Linked DNA regions of Homo sapiens: region 2 is linked to region 1. The links are chromatin contacts, found by Hi-C or POLR2A ChIA-PET in ENCODE. All regions are on one chromosome and are shown on one strand. Each heading gives the region's core, a stretch centred on a gene start or an enhancer-like site at or near the end of the contact. The rest is flanking DNA. Distances are from core to core; before and after follow the strand shown.

The links. Hi-C counts contacts between places; a loop is a spot of excess contacts on that map. ChIA-PET counts read pairs that join two places held with the same protein, here RNA polymerase II (POLR2A). Pooled maps may share reads with other maps.
Region 2: a loop to region 1 is called in a map of PC-3, with 3 times the contacts of the local background. The contact joins two enhancer-like sites. A Hi-C loop is called at or near these places in 1 of 168 maps with a recorded cell type or tissue (PC-3) and 4 of 50 pooled maps. POLR2A ChIA-PET finds 5 or more read pairs at or near these places in 2 of 52 experiments (A549 and CD4-positive, alpha-beta memory T cell).

What each region holds. Positions count from the first base shown.
Region 1 is chr3:187,875,766-187,880,209 of GRCh38, reverse strand. LOC105374264 (a long non-coding RNA gene) reads left to right here. Exons shown (of 3, transcript XR_924813.3): 2 at 3,088-3,203. Among named protein-coding and RNA genes, the nearest start is that of LINC01991, 98 kb to the left of the region's middle. Within about 2 kb of position 1,634, at least 2 of the 41 ENCODE cell types and tissues checked have a DNase peak (open chromatin) inside an H3K27ac peak, as active enhancers do; they include PC-3, where a contact is called at or near this core.
Region 2 is chr3:187,942,095-187,946,592 of GRCh38, reverse strand. No RefSeq gene overlaps it. Among named protein-coding and RNA genes, the nearest start is that of LINC01991, 32 kb to the left of the region's middle. Within about 2 kb of position 2,797, at least 3 of the 41 ENCODE cell types and tissues checked have a DNase peak (open chromatin) inside an H3K27ac peak, as active enhancers do; they include PC-3, where a contact is called at or near this core.

The sequences.
Region 1 (4,444 bases), core at 385-2,884:
ATTCATTCAAAAAACCCTAGCATGGCTGGGTGTGGTGGTTCACACCTGTAATCCCAGCATTTTGGGAGGCCGAGGTGGGCAGATCACCTGAGATCAGGAGTTTGAGATTAGCCTGGCCAACATGGCAAAACTCTGTCTCTACCAAAAATACAAAAATTAGCTGGGTGCAGTGGTGCGCACCTGTAATCTCAGTTACTGGGGAGGCTGAGGCATGAGAATTGCATGAACCCAGGAGGTGGAGGTTGCCGTGAGTCAAGATCGTGCCACTGCACTCCAGCCAGGGTGACAGAACAAGACTCTGTCTCAAAACAAAACAAAACAGCCCTAGTATACCACTGCATGTTAAGTTCAATATTAGATACTGTGGATACAAAGTCGAATACGACAGTTTCCAAATTCAAAAAGATCCTGTTTCCTCCGTGGGCCAACATAGCTGTATCAACAAATAATTACAGGTACAATGACACAATGGAGAAAGAGAACTTTTAATGACATCTGGGGTGGTCATGAAAGACATTGCAAGAAATAACACTTAAGCCTACTATAGTATCATTGTGTAGATATAATATTCATAAAATTATGCAGTTAAGCAAAGTTTATGTAAATGAACCAACCATACCAAAAAAAAAAAAAAAAAGCTGACCAATTTCTTTTAATTTTACATGATGGGTATTTGTTTTCATATTTATTGAATATACCTTTACTGAAAATCTTCTAAAAGCCAGATATTCACCAGGTATTAGGAGAAAGACAATAATGAGTAAAACATGATTCCTTCTCCCAGAAGTTAGAGTAAAATAGAGGACACAGATGCATACACACTAATACAAGGCCAAAGAGAGTGCAGTCTCTTGGCAAGAGAGTAGGACCAAGGGTGAGGGGAAAAGAAACTTATTCTAGATCCAGCTCAGCCTCTATTTATTCATTCAATATTTATTGAGCAAAATAAACATAATCCTTCAGGAGCTTTTACAGACCAAACACTATTACCATGAGGCTTTGAGCAGTTGCTTTCCTTTTCCAAGAGGTGCTTCACCACCTACAAAATAATGTCTTTATTTGCCCTGGTGTCCAGAATGTACATCTCTTGACATGTTATTTCATTATGGATGAACCAAGAAGGAAATGAAAGGGAAACAGTTGAGGAGAACTGAGAACTAAATTTACCGGTCTCAAAATTCTGTATTGGGCAATTTGGATTATCTCGTAGAAAGAGCTGATTCTTTAAATTCCATTCCAATGATATTGTTGACCACAAGTAGGATTAGAGAAGGGTGGGGTGGCCTTGATGTTAATAAAATTTACCAGGCATGATGGTATGGAATGATGATTTCTACCCCTAAATATATCTATATTCCAATCAGACTGCTTACAATTCCATCAATCGCTCTTCATTCTTTGGAGTCTGTAAATTATCCACGAAAATGCAGAGAAATCCACAAACCATGGGTTTTTCAATATGAATCTAGTCTCTTTTGGGTTCTAATCTGTGTCCTACATATACTGCCCTGAAGATGAAAATTGGTAAGAATTTGCTATTTGGAAAAAAATAGCAAGAAGAGCATGCCAGGCACAGGACAGAGCACAAGCAATCTTCTGAGGTGAAACATGCATGCTCTGTCCAGGTATGCTAACATACCATGTTTGGAATGGAGCTTCAATCAGGGAATAGGAGGAGACAAATAATTCGGGAAAAGAAGTGGGTCCAGATTCTGCAAGACATTAGATGTTAGGCTTAGGAGTCTTTTTTTTAAAAAAAAGTTTTGTAAGTAAGGGCCAGAAAATGTTTTGGAGAGATTAATCTGGATATGCCCTACAGGATAGGAGAGGGCAAAGAGGTATTGTCGTAAGTAACTTCCAAGACCGCATGCCAGAAGTAAATACAATAGTGTTCCATTGTATGTGTGTGCTCTATTTCATGAGCTATCAAATAGCAGGTGGTCCCTGTCTGGGGTAAATTCCCGCTCTGTGTTGGGAGACGGGGATTTGGCCCTCTGCATGACTGGACTCTGAGCCGCAAGCCTCCTGCTACCGTGAGGCAGACAGCAGGCTTGCCATAGCCATCCCTACTCCAGGTTCTTGGGTGAAAAGGCAGAGCAGGCAGGGGTCTTCCTTGCTTCACTTTTAGTGCCAAGTATCTACATATCAAGTGATATAGTCTCACATGTTACTTCCATTTCTTTAACATATTTCTTTGGAATTGAGTTTGTGAATTTAAAAAAGAGCCAGAAGTAGTTGGATGTGGCACACGACATGGTGTTGCACAACAAATTCATACCAAGAAAAACGCCACCATTATAACATTCCACCACACTTATTAGTGTATTTTTCTGCATTTTAAATAAAAATTTAATATATACATTTTTAGCTTTGTATAATGAAATAATTTTAAACTTGCAGAAGAGTTGCAAAAATAGTACAATGAATTCCATATACTCTTCCCCCATATTCCCCTAATGTTAACATTTTTACCACACTTGCTTTATCGTTCTTTTTCTACAAATATATAGAAGGGTTTTTTTTTTTTCTCTGAACTGTCTGTGAGTATGCTGTAGACATGATATCCTTTTACTCCTAAATACTTCAGGGTGTATTTCCTAAAAACAAGGATATTCTTTTAACACGACCACAGTATAATTAGCAAAATTATGAAGTTAACATTGATACAATATTAATGTTAATCTATACACTCTATTCAGATTTTGCCATTTTTTGCATTAAGGACCCTCTTGCTCTACTCTCATATGTTGGCATGGTTTGCCAATGATCTTTTCTCTGGTGAGGCCTTTTATTGTGATGGGATTCCCTTTACTTTCGGTGTCAAAATATCCTTTATTTGATGGGACAATAGTATTTTTATTTACTAGTATTTTTAAATGTTTATTACACAAAATTAAAGATGTCAATCTTATGTCATTTCTTCTTATTTTATTGATTCATTAGTCAAGTTTAAAACCACTGGCATAATTTCGCTAGTCCTCTATTGTTGGACATTTAAATTGTTTCCAGACTTTTAAAGTTCAAACACTGTGGCAGTAAGCAAACTTATATATTTATCTTTTCATTAACATGTGGTTATTTTTGTAGGATAAATCCAAGAAAATAGAGAAGATCAAAAGAAGATACATAGCTGAAAACACTTGAAGGTATAGACTACCTTGAAAGTCACGCAAGAACTGTTCTTCCTGCTTTCCATATCCAAGGTAAATACATTATCCCAATCAATCAGTTACCAGGGTTAAAAAATTGTCTGCAGATGTGAAAATACATATATATATATATGTAACCCCTGCCTCCCGACTTTCTCCAGAGATGAGCTTTTAATTGCTGTGCATTGGAGAACAATCAACTTTCCCTCTTCAGTGTCAGGGTGACACAAATTTCTGCAGGCCCAGACTCTTACTACAAATCCACTTATATCTCTTCCATCTTGGCTGCCAAAAGGGTGTTTTCCTCTGCACCTAGCATTTTGAGCAGCCTAAACAGGTCAGGGAAGCAGAGAATAGCTTCCATGTGCTCTAAATCAACTCTGAAGGTTCAGTAGAGAGGTCATCATCTTCAGCAAGTAATGTTACCTTTTCCTTTTATTTGGTTTTGGTGATGCTGTTTTCAAGGTATTTGATGAAAATATTTTCAAACTTTCTGTGTTTCCTTAGTCAGAAAACCCTTTGAAGGAGCCAATGGGAAGAGGTAAATGGCTCCAAGTTCATTTTCCAGGAAAGCAGACTTTATATCAAACAGCTGAGCACATTTCCCTTCACCACCTAGAGCTGGCTCATAATCTGAGTGAGATTTACACCTCCCTACACCAAACTGTGCATATACAATCCTAGAATTTTAGAGCTGAGTGGAGCTTTGGGCCAAACTGTGCATTTTACAGATGAGGGAAATTAGCCTCAAGAGTGGAAATGCCTCCCTCCAGGTCTCACGGTGAACCAAGGCCATGGCTCCAACAGGGTGCAGTCTCCTGGAGGTGCAGCGAATCTACTGGGATGCCAGGATGTTAGAACTTCTATTTATGTAATTTTTGAAATGATTATAGACTTCACAAGAAGCTGCCGAAAGAAAATGGAGAGGTCTCACTGCACCCTTCACCTACTTTTCCTCTGTGGTAGCATCTTGCATAACTGCAGTCTTGTTAAAACAAGGAAATGGACATCAGTACAAGCCAGAGTCTGTTTGTATTTCCCGTATTTATATGCACTTATTTGTGTGTGTGTGCTTCTATGCAACTTTTTTGCATGTGTAGAATTACATAACCACCAAGAATTGTTTATATTTTAAATTTAGAAAAGAAAGACAACTGAATGAATGTTTAATAAGTGCACGGGCACTACTGCCTATATTGCTGTTTGTATGTGCATTTGACAATTGCATGCTTTATGACACCTGAGAAATACCTCTCACCTGAGAAGAGGAGTTGAACCATGTGGCAATCTACATT
Region 2 (4,498 bases), core at 1,548-4,047, 65 kb before region 1:
TCTGACAACATGCTCCCTGGACAACTACCAGACTTCAAAACCCTGCAGGCAGGGGTATGGTTCAGCCCTTCAGCTCACAGCACAATGCTGTCCTCCAAAAATGCTTGTGCAATGATGAATTCATCAGAAGACAGAAACATACAAACTAGTGGATGAAACAGAGGGAGTCTGTATTTATAGAATCTCATGGGTAAAACAGTCATGTCGTTCAACAGTTCTGATACTATGGAAGAGCTCATTCTAAAAGCATTTGAAGTAGAGGCTGTTGTTTCCTATTAAAATAAAAACGCTTGCTGTACTTTGGGGAGGTCTTGAGAGACACCACCTGGCACTGGCCTGTGACTGAAGACACTTGAGTTCTATGAGTCTCAGGGTGTGTGTATGTGTGTGTGTGTGTGTTTAACTGAGAGTACTGAGATGATTTACTACCAGGGTTGTCATGAAGATGAAACAAGGTAAGGTACTTATACATGTTTGTTGCAGGATTGCCACTCGCTATGCCTTTGATACTTAACAGCTACTAGCTAGTCAGAGGAATCATCCGTTTTTCTCCTATCACAGAGCCCAAATAATTCATGGGGATAGAGGAGAAAAGGGCAATAGGAAACTTGAAACTGAGTCTTCCTTTTCAGGACATGAATGCTCTGGATCTTAGGAAATGGTTATCCAGGATTCTAAACCTAATGATTTAAAGAAATGGTGTCTGATATCCAGCCCCATGCTAAGCTCTTCCTTAGTTTCAGTTGTGTGACTTACTCACCAGTAATTCAGGAATTGAGCACGCCTGGACTCTGGGCCTGCGGTCTCCATCCTAGAGACCTTCACACTGGGCAACCAGAGGTGTGGGGTGGAGAAAGGACTGGCCTGGCATCCGTGGGACCAGGGTTTGTCCTCTGAATCATCTCTTGACCATGGAACATTCATTTCCCCTCTTTGGGCTTTAGCTTCCTTGTCAAATGAGAACCTGGACTAGCTGCTCCATAAGACCAATCACCATAGTTCTGTTATGCAAAATTGAGATGTTCACAGTCTCTGCTCCCCGGCATCTGCATTCTTCTTCCTTCTTGTCATGTCTACCCATCCTAATGACTAGGGTCAGTTGAGTGAGAAAAAGCCTGTAATATAGTGCTTTACATGTTTAAAGTGCTTTCATACTCACTTACCTTATTCTACCTTTACAAACAGGTCAACAGGACACACAGGTGGATGTCATAATCCCCATTTTATAGAATATAAGAATGAGTCTTAGAGATGGGGAGGGGTGCTCAGTAGAGGCAGAGCAGCACCTTTGCATTCCCTGTTCTGATTTTTTCTGCCAGTGACTCCCAGGACTGGTGGCGGTTATAGTGCTGGATTTGGTTCCCTGGACCAAAACAAAGCCCCTTCTGCTTCCTCATGATCTTTCTCCCACTGCCCATTCTCCCACTGCCCAGGTCCCAGTCACCTTAGTCCTTCTTGCTTGGCCTCCCAATAAGAGTAGGATGTGGTGGAGCTGAGTCCGGGGCAGAGCCACTTGGTGAAGTTTGACAGGGGTTGGTTTTACCCTTCTGCCACTTCCTCCTTCATCCTGTGCTAAAGTATTTCTTCAGGTTTCGCCTTTTGACCAAGCCTCCACACGAGGGTCTGGGAAACTTAGAGCTATTGTTCTGTGGGTATGCAGAGGCAGAATACTGAGAACAGAGACAGTGCACGGGGGCAACCTAGGCCAAGTGTGACAGTGAGACTTCTGAGATGCATGCTTGACTTGCTCTGATGGGTTGAAAACAAGTAATTGGGCAGAAAGTCATGCACCTGGAAGATAAAATGATAAGCTTCTAAAGTGGGGGCAGGGAGAGGTAGCACAATGCTTGCAATGAAAACAGGTGTATGCATTATTAAGCAGAATTAGTCAAGGTGAGTTGGAAGAATTTAGGCATCTCTGTTGAAACATTTTTCACACCCATCCTACTTTTCTTAACTACCACCGCCCTCTCACTTCTCATTCAGGAGGTTGCAAAAGCCTCCCAACTGGTCTCCCTGTGCCAGTCCTTTCCGGCTCCTTTCCACCCCGCAACATGGATCTCAACCTACCTGTTCAGCTGTATTCCTCAGTGCTCCCGTCTGAGCATGCAGTGCTGCAACCCAGGCAAACGACTCACTCTTCTCGTCCTGTACTTTTCCATCTCCAGCCTTTGCTAGTGTGTTTCTCCCTCTGCTTAATTCTCCTACCCTGCAAGTAGAAATCCAACCTCACTCTTTCAGGCCCACTTCAAATGCCACCTCCCCTGTGAAGTCTTTCCTAATCCTACCCTCTTCTTTCCTTCCCAGAGGAATGACCCCTCCCCCCTCAGGAGTGTATAGAACACTCGATTACTTGGCCTGCCCTTTAAGGGTTCCTATTGCCATCTACCTGGTATTTTAACTATTTCTGTGCATGTCCTATCTCCCCTACCAGACGGGGATCACCTTGCAGTCAGGAAAGGGATCACTTTCGAATTTGCATCCCTCAAAGTCTTGGCTGCTGTTTAGTTATCTGAAGAATTAATAAAGACATGAATGAAGAGTACTTGTTGGGACAGGAAAGAGAAAAGCTCTAGCATCTTAGCTTAAAACTCAAATTAAACTGGTGATGCAATTTGAGACACGTGTTGAGTGAAACGCAAATAAATATGTTCAAAGAAAGCTGGATCAGAAAGAAAAGAGCCTGGCAAGGGAGTGCAACCCAGGGGACCAAGAAAATAGGTATGAGGGAGAGGGAGACAGTAATGTTTGTTTTATGCTTGGTAACAGGAGAAGTCAACAGAAGCTGGAAGAAGCATTTTAGGGTGGGACTGAATGAATCACAGAGCTTCTATTTAACCCTTATATAGCCCCATATGTCTTCCCCAGTGTAGAAGCCGTAGGAAAGAAAAGTGTCTGCAGTATTAGTCGGCATCAAGAGTTATGATTACCTTTAGTCAGGCCAGTGAATAATTTTAACATGGGCACGGTATGATCCATGCCACTGAATGTTCACAGCCTACTTGGAAAAGACGACATGGTTCCAAGCAACCATGACAAAGTATATATTCAAATGTGCCTTCAGAATGTATAGAACACTTGCTATGGGACAGTGGAAGAGCCCACCAGTAATTCCAAATAGGAGAAGGTGGAAGCAAGCACGATGAGGGAGACTTTATGGAAAACATGATTTAGAAGCAGAGGCTTCAAGAATGGGCCCAACTTTCACCAGTCTCCGGGAGTGGTCCGTGAGAAGGAGTCACAGTACAATTCAAGCTAGAAAGGTTGCCGAGGAAGGCAAGCCTGATGGGCAGGGACAGAAGGGACTATAATGCCCAGTTGGGCAGCAATGCCAGCTCACCTTTTGGAACACTTGTGGGTATTGACCGACCTGTGTTTATGCACTAGAATGAGAAAGCTCACACTGTTTTGTGTGTGTGGTGAGTAGGAAAGGTAAGCAAAACTAGAAATTACAAAAAGCCTACTGAACAATGGAAAGCAATTCTCCCTCATCTGAACTCAGTTCCACCTGTGCAGGCGGAGTGCAGACGGTGAGTCCCTAAGGCAGGCCAGTGTTGGAAAGGGAGGCTTATCTTGGTCATTCATTGTCCCTTGGCTTAGGGAAAGTGAAGGCTAAAAGTAATGTGAGGAATGAGGGACTTTTCACTTTCAGCAGATCTTGTATATTTATTGCCTCATCTGCATAGGTAAATCAGAGTGGTCAGCAGTGCAGGGTGAGGCAGCGGTTAGCTGTGCAGCTGCATGAGGAGGCTCCAGCAGCGGCAGGGCGGGGAGTCCCCAAAGCCGCTTTTGGGACCCAGTGCCTGCGCCGTCTAGAGCTAGGTGGAAGAGAAGCGGGAAGGACAGAGGAAAGGGAAAGAGAGGCTGTGGCAGAGAGGAAAGGGCTCCTAGGTGTCATTTAGGACAATCCCTCTATTTTACACTTGGGAAAGCTGAAGTCAAGAGGTCCTTGTCCACAGTTACAGGGTCCTCAAGAATTAGTGTACGTCCTATCCCTTTGCACAACTGTGGTGGAGGAGAGGGATGGGAAAGGTAGACAACTAAAAGTGAAGAGTCCATGGGTCCTCCACAAGATATGCTGGCACGCCCTCCTAACCCGCTGTTCCCTGACGGTCAGCTTCTGTCTCTTACTTACTTACGTTTCAAATCAGTGTTCTCCAGGGCCACAGGACCTTTGGGGGAAATATGTTTTCCATCAGAAAGACATTCCTGATATCCATGAAATTTGCAAGCTTTCTTTGTAGTTATTGTTGTTTATTTTTGTTTTCCAGTTGAATGGAATCCTTTTAAATCTCTTTAATATTGCTTATGTGGGAAAATCATTCACGGTCACTTATGATTTCTGAAGGCTTTGGATGGCTAAAAAACTGATGAGCATTAAGAAATGTATGCTTGCTCCACAAATTTTACTTTACATTTTTGAAAGGATTAAACTGGATTTTATTTTCGGTTTTTAAGGTGGTTAAGCTGAGAGGCAGCTATGCTCTGTTGGGAAGAG